Regions from separate parts of the Homo sapiens genome. Here region 2 is linked to region 1. A link is an interaction called in ENCODE POLR2A ChIA-PET data of the cell type or tissue named here. Cell type or tissue: B cell. All regions are shown on one strand. Each heading gives the region's core, and the rest is flanking DNA. Links, peaks and the distances in the headings are about the cores only.

Region 1 (5,303 bases), core at 304-5,303:
GTTCAAGTGAGCCTTGTGCCTCAGCCTCCTGAGTAGCTGGGATTACAGGCACATGCCACCATGCCCAGCTAACTTTTGTATTTTTTTGTAGAGACGGGGTTTCACCATATTGGCCAGGCTGGTCTCCTGGCTTCAAGCGATCCATCCACCTCGGCCTCCCAAAGTGCTCGGGTTACAGGAGTGAACCACCGCGCCTGGCTGGTTATTGTTGTTGTTGTTTTAAACATATTTATTTATTTGTTTGTTTTAAGACGGAGTCTCGCACTGTCGCCCAGGCTGGAGTGCAGTGGCGCGATCTCCGCTCAGTTCAAGCTCCACCTCCCGGGTTCACGCCGTTCTCCTGCCTCAGCCTCCCGAGTAGCTGGGACTACAGGCGTCCATCACCACGCCTGGCTAATTTTTGGTATTTTTAGTAGAGACGGGGTTTCACCATGTTAGCCAGGATGGTCTCGCTCTCCTGACCTCGTGATCCGCCCTCCTTGGCCTCCCAAAGTGCTGGAATTACAGGCGTGAGCCACCGCGCCCGGCGGATATTGTTTTTACTACATTTACTACATTATACCCCAAGCAGTAGGCATGGGTTCTAGTACACAGCAGACAGCAGAATTATTATTAAAAAACAAAAACAAGGCCGGGCGCGGTGGCTCACGCCTGTAATCCCAGCACTTTGGGAGGCCGAGGCAGATGGATCACGCGGTCAGGAGATCGAGACCATCCTGGCTGACACGGTGAAACCCCGTCTCTACTAAAAATACAAAAATTTAGCCAGGCATGGTGGCAGGCGCCTGTAGTCCCAGCTACTCGGGAGGCTGAGACAGGAGACTGGCATGAACCCTGGAGGCGGAGCTTGCAGTGAGCCGAGATCGCGCCACTGCACTCCAGCCTGGGCGAAAATGCGAGACACCATCTCAAAAACAAACAAAAACAGGATCTAGCACAGTGCGTCCTGGTCCCTAGTAAACATTCAGTAATTCATAGTTATTCCATCCTATGTTTACCGGCACATTGTAGGTGATCAATAGATAATTGTTCAAGGAGTGATTCAGGTCTTAGGACTGAGATAAAGAGATGGACACGGCCGGGCGCGGAGACTCACTCCTGTAATCCCAGAACTACAAAAATTAGCCGGGCATAATGGCGCGCGCTTGTAGTCCCAGCTAGGCAGAAGATTTGCTTGAACCCGGGAGGCGGAGGTTGCAGTGAGCCAAGATCGCGTCATTGCACTCCCGCCTGGGCGACAGAGCGAGACTCTGTCTCACACACATACACAAAAAAAAAAAAAAAAAGAAAAGAAAAAAAGAAAGAGAAAGTGAATTCCGGAGGTTTTAGACTGGGTTTGGACTTCTCCGTGGCGCATGGACTTGGCTTTGGAGGAGTTGGCATTTCCCAGCTGGGGAGGTGAAAGGGTAAAGGGCTTCCAGGGGAAGGAACTGAGTTGAGGCGTTGTCCCGCTCCTGACGGCGTCTGACTCCCTGAGGGCGGGGTCTAGAGGGGCGGGGTCTTAGCCAGCTCCCTCCCTCCCCACCATGCAGGCGCCCGCTCCGGCCGGCACCATGGACAGCGAGGCATTCCAGAGCGCGCGGGACTTTCTGGACATGAACTTCCAGTGTAAGCTGGAGTAGGGGGCGGGGCTGGCGAGGCGGGGACCTCGGCAGCGGGCGAGGGGTGCTGAGGCCGGCCCCTGCCAGGAGGCCAGGTCCTTACCTCCACTCCCACCTTCCCAGCGCTGGCCATGAAACACATGGATCTGAAGCAGATGGAGCTGGACACGGCGGCGGCCAAGGTGGATGAACTGACCAAGCAGCTGGAGTCGCTGTGGTCAGACTCTCCCGCGCCTCCTGGCCCGCAGGCCGGACCCCCTTCTAGGGTAAGCCTGGTTCCCACCTTGATCTCCAAAGCCAGCCTCTCGCCACAGTCCAGACCAGAGGCCTGGATTTCAGGCAAAATTGCCCCATATAGTTATGCAGGTTGTGGGCTCTTCAAGGGAACTTGAAAAAAGGGGACCAGGCCAGGCGCGATGGCTCAGACCTGGAATCCCAGCACTTTGGAAGGCGAGGTGAGAGAATTGCTTGAGACTAAGAGTTTGAGACCAGCCTCTACAAATGATTTTTTAAAAATCTGGCTGGGCACGGTGGTTCACGCCTGTAATCTCAACACTTTCAGAGACAGGCGGATCACTTGAGGTCAGGAGTTTAAGACCAGCCTGGCTAACATGGTGAAACCCTGTCTCTACTAAAAATACAAAAGTTAGCCAGGTGTGGTGGTGCATACCTGTAATCCCAGCTACTTGGGAGGCTGAAGTGGGAGGATCACACTAAGCCAGGGAGGTTGAGGCTGCAATGAGCCGAGATAGAAAAGAAAGAAAGAAAGAAAGAAAGAAAGAAAGAAAGAAAGAAAGAGAGAGAGAGAAAGCAAGCAAGCAGGGAGGGAGGGAGGGAGGGAAGGAGAGAGAGAGAAAGGAAGGAAGGAGAGAGAGGAAAGAAAGAAAGAAAAGAAAGAGAGAGAAAGAAAGAAAGAAAGAAATAGAAAAGAGGGGACCAGTGGAAGTGGACATCTAAAGGGACCCTCAGAAGGAAAGAGGTGTTTACCTAAGTGGCATAAAGGTGACATAGAGTAATGGGCTAGCCACAGTGCTGATTCAGGGCTGTCTCCCCACCACTACTCACCTGGGCTCTCTGTGCCTGAATTTCCATGGCCGGTCAGCCTCCTCTGGGTTGACCTCCAGTGATCTCTCTTGACACCCCCGCCCACACACCAACCCTTCCACTAATGTCTCCTTTGATCCATCCCTCAATGCCCTGGCCTCCCCACAGCCGCCCCGGTACAGCTCCAGCTCGATCCCTGAGCCCTTCGGCAGCCGAGGGTCCCCCCGGAAGGCGGCCACCGACGGCGCAGACACCCCGTTCGGACGATCAGAGAGTGCCCCAACCCTACACCCCTACAGCCCGCTGTCCCCCAAGGGACGGCCGTCGTCGCCGCGCACCCCGCTCTACCTGCAGCCGGACGCCTACGGCAGCCTGGACCGCGCGACCTCGCCCCGGCCCCGCGCCTTCGATGGCGCAGGCAGCTCCCTCGGCCGTGCGCCCTCCCCGCGGCCCGGGCCAGGCCCGCTCCGCCAGCAGGGTCCCCCCACGCCTTTCGACTTCCTGGGCCGCGCAGGCTCCCCCCGCGGCAGCCCCCTGGCGGAGGGGCCCCAGGCCTTCTTCCCCGAGCGTGGGCCGTCACCGCGCCCCCCTGCCACAGCCTACGACGCGCCAGCGTCCGCCTTCGGGAGCTCCCTGCTAGGCTCCGGCGGCAGCGCATTCGCCCCGCCTCTGCGCGCGCAAGGTGAACCCAGGGGCCCCTCGCGGGGCCTTTGACTCGCGGGGTCAAAGCGGGCAGGATCCGGGGCTCGCCACCCCTCCCGTCTCATCCTCCCTGGAAACTTCTCCCCAGACGACCTGACGCTGCGCCGGCGGCCTCCGAAAGCCTGGAACGAGTCTGACCTGGACGTGGCGTACGAGAAGAAGCCTTCGCAGACAGCGAGCTATGAACGTGAGTGGTGGAGGCCCGGGGAATGGAGGACCCGGAGGAGAGGCAGCCCCACAGACCCTAATGATTCCCGCCCCGCAGGCCTGGACGTCTTCGCAAGGCCTGCCTCGCCGAGCCTGCAGCTGTTGCCTTGGAGGGAGAGCAGCCTGGATGGACTGGGGGGCACCGGCAAGGTGAGGAGGCGACGCCTGGGGAGGAGAGGCTGGGGAAGGTCGAGGAGTGGGGTGGGGGAGCGGGGTCAAGGCCAGTCTCCCCCTCGGGGCTGCGATCTGGGTCTCGGCGCCCGTTCCCACGCTCTCCCTTCACTGTGCTGGGTTTCTGCTCCTTCCTCACCCTTTCTTCTCCCTCACTCCCAGGGCTTCCCTCACCTCCTCTCCCTTCTCGTCTTTTGTCTTTACCTCCCCTCCACCTTCCCTCTCTCACCCGATCCCCTTCTCCCTTCCCTCTTCCCCAGGACAACCTCACTAGCGCCACCCTGCCGCGCAATTACAAGGTCTCTCCTCTGGCCAGCGACCGGCGTTCAGACGCGGGCAGCTACCGGCGCTCGCTGGGCTCCGCGGGGCCGTCGGGCACTTTGCCTCGCAGCTGGCAGCCCGTCAGCCGCATCCCCATGCCCCCCTCCAGCCCCCAGCCCCGCGGGGCCCCGCGCCAGCGTCCCATCCCCCTCAGCATGATCTTCAAGCTGCAGAACGCCTTCTGGGAGCACGGGGCCAGCCGCGCCATGCTCCCTGGGTCCCCCCTCTTCACCCGAGCACCCCCGCCTAAGCTGCAGCCCCAACCACAACCACAGCCCCAGCCACAATCACAACCACAGCCCCAGCTGCCCCCACAGCCCCAGACCCAACCCCAAACCCCTACCCCAGCCCCCCAGCATCCCCAACAGACATGGCCCCCTGTGAACGAAGGTGAGTCAGCAATGAGGGCCCTAGAGGACTGGGTGAAGGGAGGACAAATGGCAGGGGGACCAGACCAGCCCTGGGAGGTGGGGAGATCACAGCCAAATGCCTCTTTACAAGCACTGTCCCTGCAGAGAGCTAGGCCAGGTGAGTTTGGGAATTTGGGTAGGAGCCAGGGATAGCTCAAAGGTTAAGTGTGGACCCTGAAGCCAGACTGCCTGGTTCCACGCTGTGTGACCTTGGGCAAGTCACTTAACCTCACTGGGCCTCAATTTTCTTGAGTGTAAAAGGGAAATAATGGGCCGGGCACGGTGGCTCATGCCTGTAATCCCAGCACTTTGGGAGGCCGAGGCGGGCGGATCACAAAGTCAGAAGTTCGAGACCAGCCTGGCCAATATGAAACCCCATCTCTACTAAAAATACAAAAATTAGCCAGGCATGGTGGCGGGCGCCTGTAGTCCCAGCTACTTGGGAGGCTGAGGCAGGAGAATCACTTGGACCCGGGAGGTGGAGGTTGCAGTGAGCCGAGATTGCGCCACTGCAGTCCATCCTGGGTGACGGGGAGACTCTGCCTCAAAAAAAAAAAAAAAAAAAAAGGCAAATAATGATAGAATCGATCCTATTGACATATGTTATTAAATTCATATAAAGCCTTTAAAACAGCACCTGATGGGCCAGGTGCAGTTGCTCACACCTGTAATCCCAGCACTTTGGGAGGCCGAGGTGGGCAGATCACTTGAGGTCAGGAGTTCAAGACCAGCCTGGACAACATGATGAAATCCCATCTCTATCAAAAAAAAAAAAAAAAAAAAAAATTAGCTGGGCATGGTGGCTCACCACTGTAGTCCTAGCTACTCAGCTTGAGCCAAGGAGGCG
Region 2 (5,361 bases), core at 245-5,244, 200 kb before region 1:
CCGCTCCTCCCCGCCCCCTCGGGGGCTGCCTCAGTCTCCCGCGCCGTCTCGGTGCCCGCCCCCTCTGTTGCTCTCCCTGGCTTTGCGTCTGTCTCCAACTCCCGCCTGATGTCTCTGTGTCTGTGGTCCCTCTGCCTCTGGACGTGTCTTTCCTTCTGTGTCTCTGGATGTCTCTGTCTTTTTCTTGATCTCTGCCTCTCTGTCTCCGTCTGTCTGTCTCTGTCTCTCTGTTTCTGGGTCCCACCTCCCTCTGCCCCTGCCTCTGCCTCACCCCCGTCTGTTGTGGGACCTCTGCGGATGTCTCTGACTCTATCTCCATCTCTCCCTGTCTCTGTGTATCTCTTTGCTCTCTCCCTTCCTGTCTCTTCATCTCTATTGCCCTGTCTCTTTCTCTCCGTCTCTTATAACACTGTTTTGGCACCTTCAGCTCTGTCTTCTCTCCTTCCAAATCCTCCGCATCCCGGAACTTTCCTCTGGGCTGGGAACCTGCTTGGGAGTGGGGTAGGGGGCAGGAGGCTTGTGACCTGGGGCAGGCGGACTCTAAGTGACACCATGATCCCAGCGCCCCCTTCACGGAGCCACCCCACTGCCCCTCAGGTCGCACCCAGCCCGCCCGCCAATTTCAGGAATTCCTGCCTGGGGGGTGGACTTCCTCCCCTACTTCCTCTCTTCCAGGATTTGGCTGGGTCACCATTAACTCTTTCCTGCTTCCGCCTCACTCTCCCCCCTGGAACTGGACAACCCCTCCTCCCAAACTAGGCTGAGGAATAGCTCTAGGATATCTGTGAGGCATCGGTTGTGGGATGTGTGTGTGTGCGTACTCAGGCTGGATATGCATTGGGGAATTTGTTTGGCGCAGAAGTGGAGAGGATGGGGCCACACCCCCCAGTTCCCCCTCCAGAGCCCACCATCAGCCCCCCTCCTCCTGAGCCCACCAAGGGGGTATCCGCCCCCACCTCTGTCTTTGTAGATGAACTTGACTTCAGGTTTGGGGTGAGGATGAGGAGGTTTTCTTTTCTGGGGGAATCCCAGCTGAAGAGGATGAAAGACCCATAGGGGCTCCTGGAACCCTGGGAATCCTATGATCAAGTACCTTGAATGTGAACATCTTTGAATGGAAGGGCCCAGATGGAAGAAGCATTGGAGGGGAGGCCTGGGAATTCCAGATCTTTCCAATCAAAGGTCCTGGGGATACTGGAGTCCTTCAATCCAAAAAGAGGAGTGTTGAAATCTTGGCACGTTTCAGTGATGGCAGCTGAGAGCTGGAAAGGGTTTGCGGAGCCACCTAGGCCAACTCCCCCTGCCCCCATTTTATAGATGGAGAAACTGAGGTCCAAAAGCAGAAGTCCCCACAGTGAGTCAGTGCCAGGCTGGAGGGTTGGGACCCCAGTTTTCAACTGAAGCCCAAATCCACAGAGCTGGCTTCTTCTGCTACCACTAAGTCGGATTAATTTGGGGAAAGAGGTCTTCTCAATGAGGAGGGAGAGATGCCAGGGTGAGTAGAAATGGCTGGAATCCAGAAGGGAGGGTTTTAGAAGCAGAGGAGAGAAAATATTTCCAAAACCATGGTGGTGGGGAGGGAGAGGGGCAATAGTTGGTTTGGGTGGAAGGGGTGGAGTTTCGGGAAGAGAGGGAGGGAGGTGGAGGGGAACCGGGATTAACTCCAGCTTCAGTCTCCTGACCCTCCGCCTGGAGCCCACCGTTCCCTCGGGGACAGGGCCTATAATTTGGTTTGTGTCTAGACAAATAATAACTCAGCTGGTGTGAGCGGGGAGGGCTGAGGCTAGGCCCACTAGCGAAAGGGTAGAGAGGCGGCCTGGATATAGCATGTCACCCCCAGGTGGTGAGAATTTAGGGGCCAGGTGGAGGTGGTGACTAACACGCCCCTCTCTTCCCTCCATGAAGCCATAATTTCTTAGAATTCTGCACAATCTTAGAAATCAGGCTGCTGGAATGTTCAAAAGCAGGCGAGAGAAGGGGGGAAAGAAAAGGAAGTGGGGCTCACCGTATTTAGTGTATGTTCCCATTTCTGTAAAAGAGAAAAGGGAAATACATATTCCTGTTTGCTGGGGAAAGATAAAAATCACTGAGCGTTTAATAATAGATTATGAAAGTCATAGAATGCTTAAAAAAATCATAGCGTGTTCTAACAATAGAACTTTCGAATCTTGGAATGTGACACTCCTAGAATATTGGAAACTTAGGGTAGGTACTTACAAAGCCACGATGTAATAAATAGAATGAAAGAAGAGTAACGCTCTAGAATGTTATAATAGAACATTCAACTGCGAAGTGAACTAAGGATAGAACCTGAAGACTGCAGAACCATAGAGACCTAGAACGTCAGAGAGGCCATCTAAGGACTGGTATCCCTAGTAGGCAGTGTGGGCTTTGGGGGCACAGAGACCCTCTCGGTTGAAACAGGGATACTGAGGTGCAGTGGGGCCGTTAGGGTAGCCCGATTGCCCCCTGGTTTCCGCCGGCCGCCAGGGCACCAGGTGGGGAGCGAGGACCAGTGATCACATTTCGTCCCTAATGAGCAGACCGGAGCTGGCTGGTCCCTTGGGGCTGCAGGGAGAAGGCGGGGAGGGGGGGGTGGTGGGAGCAGGAGCCCACAGAGGAGGAAAAGGGGGAGGTGAGATAGCCTGGTGGCATCGGGGACAAGGCTGGTGAGTGAGCCCAGGGGTGCTGGGGGATGCGGGGGGCTGTAGCACTTCTCCCTCTTGTCCTCAAAATCCTCCAAGTTTTTCAGCTTTGCTGGATTTTGGGGTGGCTGGCAGGATGCGGCAGCCGAGGCTGCTAAAGTTGGGGGGGCCAGGTCTTCCTAGTCTTTCCTGTCCCCCCACCATCTCTCCATCCTTGGGTATATTTCTCTTCCCCCCGACTCTCTGGAAGGGGCCAGCAGGGACCCAAGAAGTGGGGGCCTGTGGGACAGACAGGGGGAGCTTCTTGTGGATGTGAGATTTGGGGGTTTACCCCCTCAACAGAGCCTAAGGGGCAGAACTTAGATCCCAACCAGAGAGGGTCCTGGAAGGGGAACGGGGTTATGGGGATCAGGTGATGGAAGGTCGCTTGCTTTCTTTGTGGGGAGAAGGTCGTATCTTCTAGTAGGTTCTCAGAGGGGCCAGAGACGCTCAGAAAGACTTGAGAAAAATTACAGAAGTTCAGAGAGTGAAGAGAAAAACCTCAGGGGAAGGGAAGCTGTTTAGTTAACAGCGACAGGAGGTTTGCCCAGTCTTGAGACATCAAGTGACTTAGACAACTGCCTTGCTGCTGCGGGCCTCGGTTTCCCCATCTGTACCAGGAAGGGGTCAGAAATAGCCTCACACTCCCAGCTGCCACACATACGTCGGCTGCACTGTGGCGTTCTAAGAGTCTGACGTTCCATGCTGACTTTTGGGGTTTCCACGTTGGGCAGATCTCACGTGGGGAAGAAGAGAGGGCTGTCTGGGCACCCCTCCCCCCCATGTCCAGCATCCGCAAGATGCCAGCAGGTTGGGGAGGAGGGGTGGGAGGGAGGAGGGGTGAGAGCTGGACCGGTTCCCCCTTGAGGAAATTAGCAATGGGAAGTGTATTTCCTCCTCTGGCTGCCGGAAGTGTCTCCTGCCCGGGTACCCGAGTTAGGTCAGCAGAGCCCTGGGGGTCGATAGAAAGTGGGGCAAAGGGGACTTCTAGCCCTCGGTGGGTGTCTCCTGCCATGAAGAACCGGTTTATTTCTTGTCTCAGCCCCCTAGTCCCCGTGGAATAATAATAATCGTTCAAATACTGCATGTTACGGAGCTGATATCGCATTCTAGCAAGGACGTTCCGGTCTGTGATGTGATGACTATAAAGCCTGTGCCCCCTTTTACAGAAGGGAGAAACTGAGGCTCCTGGAGACCTAATTCTCTAAATGTCACAGGAGGAAGGGAGAGACTAGGGGCAGAGAGATGGGGAGAGAGAGGGCAGAGGAGAGGGGAGGGAGGTTATTTTGAGTGACTTGGTCTGGGTGGGAGGTTTCAAGTGGAAGGGAGGGACTGGATCACACTGTTCCAGCCTGGAGTACGCCCCCACCCATCCCATCTCCACAGGACCCACAAGCTTCTGCCCAAGAGTCTGGGGTGGGGGAGGCAGCTCTGCCGCTGAGGACCCCACAGGGGGCAGGACTTACTGAGCACGACTCAGCCCTGACCTTTCAAAGTCAATTAAGAAGCGGATAGATCTTGCCCTTTCCAGCTCTCCCCTGACCACCTCTTCCCCTGGGAATGGACTCCTCTCCCTCCCTTCCCCCTCCTCCCCATGCCCTTGTTTGAGCCTGGGGTGGGGTGGGGCAGCCTCATGGGCAGAGAGTATGTTTTTACTCCATGCCTCTGGCCTCTGCAAAGCTTCTGGAATGGTTTTTGCCATTGGCAAATGGCTCTGTGCTCCCTGACCATGACCTTGGTAATTTATTGAGCACCTACTGTATGCTGGGCCTGTCCTGGATGCTGGGGATACAGCAGTCAACAAGGCACACAAAGTCTCTGCCCTCCTGGACAACCTATTCTAGGCAGACAGACACAAACAAAACAGGGTGATGTGAGGAGAGGGTCCTGGGGCAGGGGAGAGTCGGGGACTGAATGGAGAGGGACTCCCGAGGAAGTGAAGGAGGGAACGGAGCTACTCAGACTATCTGAAGGAAGAGCAGTGGCTCACATCTGTAATCCCAGCACTTTGAGAGGCCAAGGTGGGTGGATCACTGGAGAACAGGAGTTCGAGACCAACCTGGCCAACATGGTAAAACCCCATCTCTACTAAAAATACAAAAATTAGCTGGGCATGGTGGTGCACACCTGTAATCCCAACTACTCAGGAAGCCAAGGCAGGAGACTCACTTGAACCCAGGTGGCGGAGGTTTCAGTGAGCCGAGATCGTGCCACTGCACTCCAGCCTGGGCGACAGAGTAAGATTCTGTCTCCAAAAAAAAAAAAGAGCATTCCAGACTGAGAGTATGGTAAGTGTGCAAAGGTTTGAGGCTGGAAAGAAGGTCACTCACTGGCCTTGAGACTGCTGAGGCAGGAAGGAGAGGTGAGTGAGATTGGCTAGGCTGCCCCAGCAGGTCAGACAGAACCTTGTGACTCCGGATGAGGAGTCTGGATTTTACCGCAAGTCCATTCAGAAGCCATTGGAGGGTTTCAAGCAGGGAAGTAACAAGAACTAGGCTGCATGTGGTGGCTCATGCCTGTAATCCCAGCACTTTGGGAGGCCAAGGCAGGAAGATCTTTTGAGCCCAGGAGTTGGAGACCGGCCTGGGCAACATGGGGAAACCCCATCTCCACAAAAAATAGAACGATTAGCCAGGTGTGGTGGCACACACCTGTAGTCCCAGCCACTTACGAGGCT

What was found. Peaks named below come from ENCODE experiments on the same cell type or tissue, not always from the same donor. Only the 100,000 strongest peaks of a DNase experiment are listed, where the experiment ranks them.
Region 2: POLR2A ChIA-PET joins it to region 1 with 7 read pairs; 4 of 35 experiments call an interaction of 5 or more read pairs at or near these places.

Annotation. Positions count from the first base shown.
Region 1 is chr19:45,394,569-45,399,871 of GRCh38, reverse strand. PPP1R13L (protein phosphatase 1 regulatory subunit 13 like) reads left to right here. Exons shown (of 13, transcript NM_006663.4): 2 at 1,533-1,608; 3 at 1,725-1,867; 4 at 2,814-3,327; 5 at 3,436-3,534; 6 at 3,613-3,704; 7 at 3,986-4,436. The coding sequence starts at 1,554. Among named protein-coding and RNA genes, the nearest start is that of PPP1R13L, 7.8 kb to the left of the region's middle. RefSeq lists an enhancer at 293-1,291. In B cell, for the core only: no CTCF peak of the experiment used is centred there; DNase peaks (open chromatin) are centred at 1,371 and 3,045; H3K4me3 peaks cover 893 bases; H3K27me3 peaks cover 1,626 bases.
Region 2 is chr19:45,596,662-45,602,022 of GRCh38, reverse strand. The region is part of intron 1 of GPR4 (G protein-coupled receptor 4); the gene reads left to right. Among named protein-coding and RNA genes, the nearest start is that of GPR4, 2.9 kb to the left of the region's middle. RefSeq lists enhancers at 3,373-4,009, 4,010-4,647. In B cell, for the core only: no CTCF peak of the experiment used is centred there; DNase peaks (open chromatin) are centred at 2,432 and 3,252; H3K4me3 peaks cover 656 bases; H3K27me3 peaks cover 4,615 bases.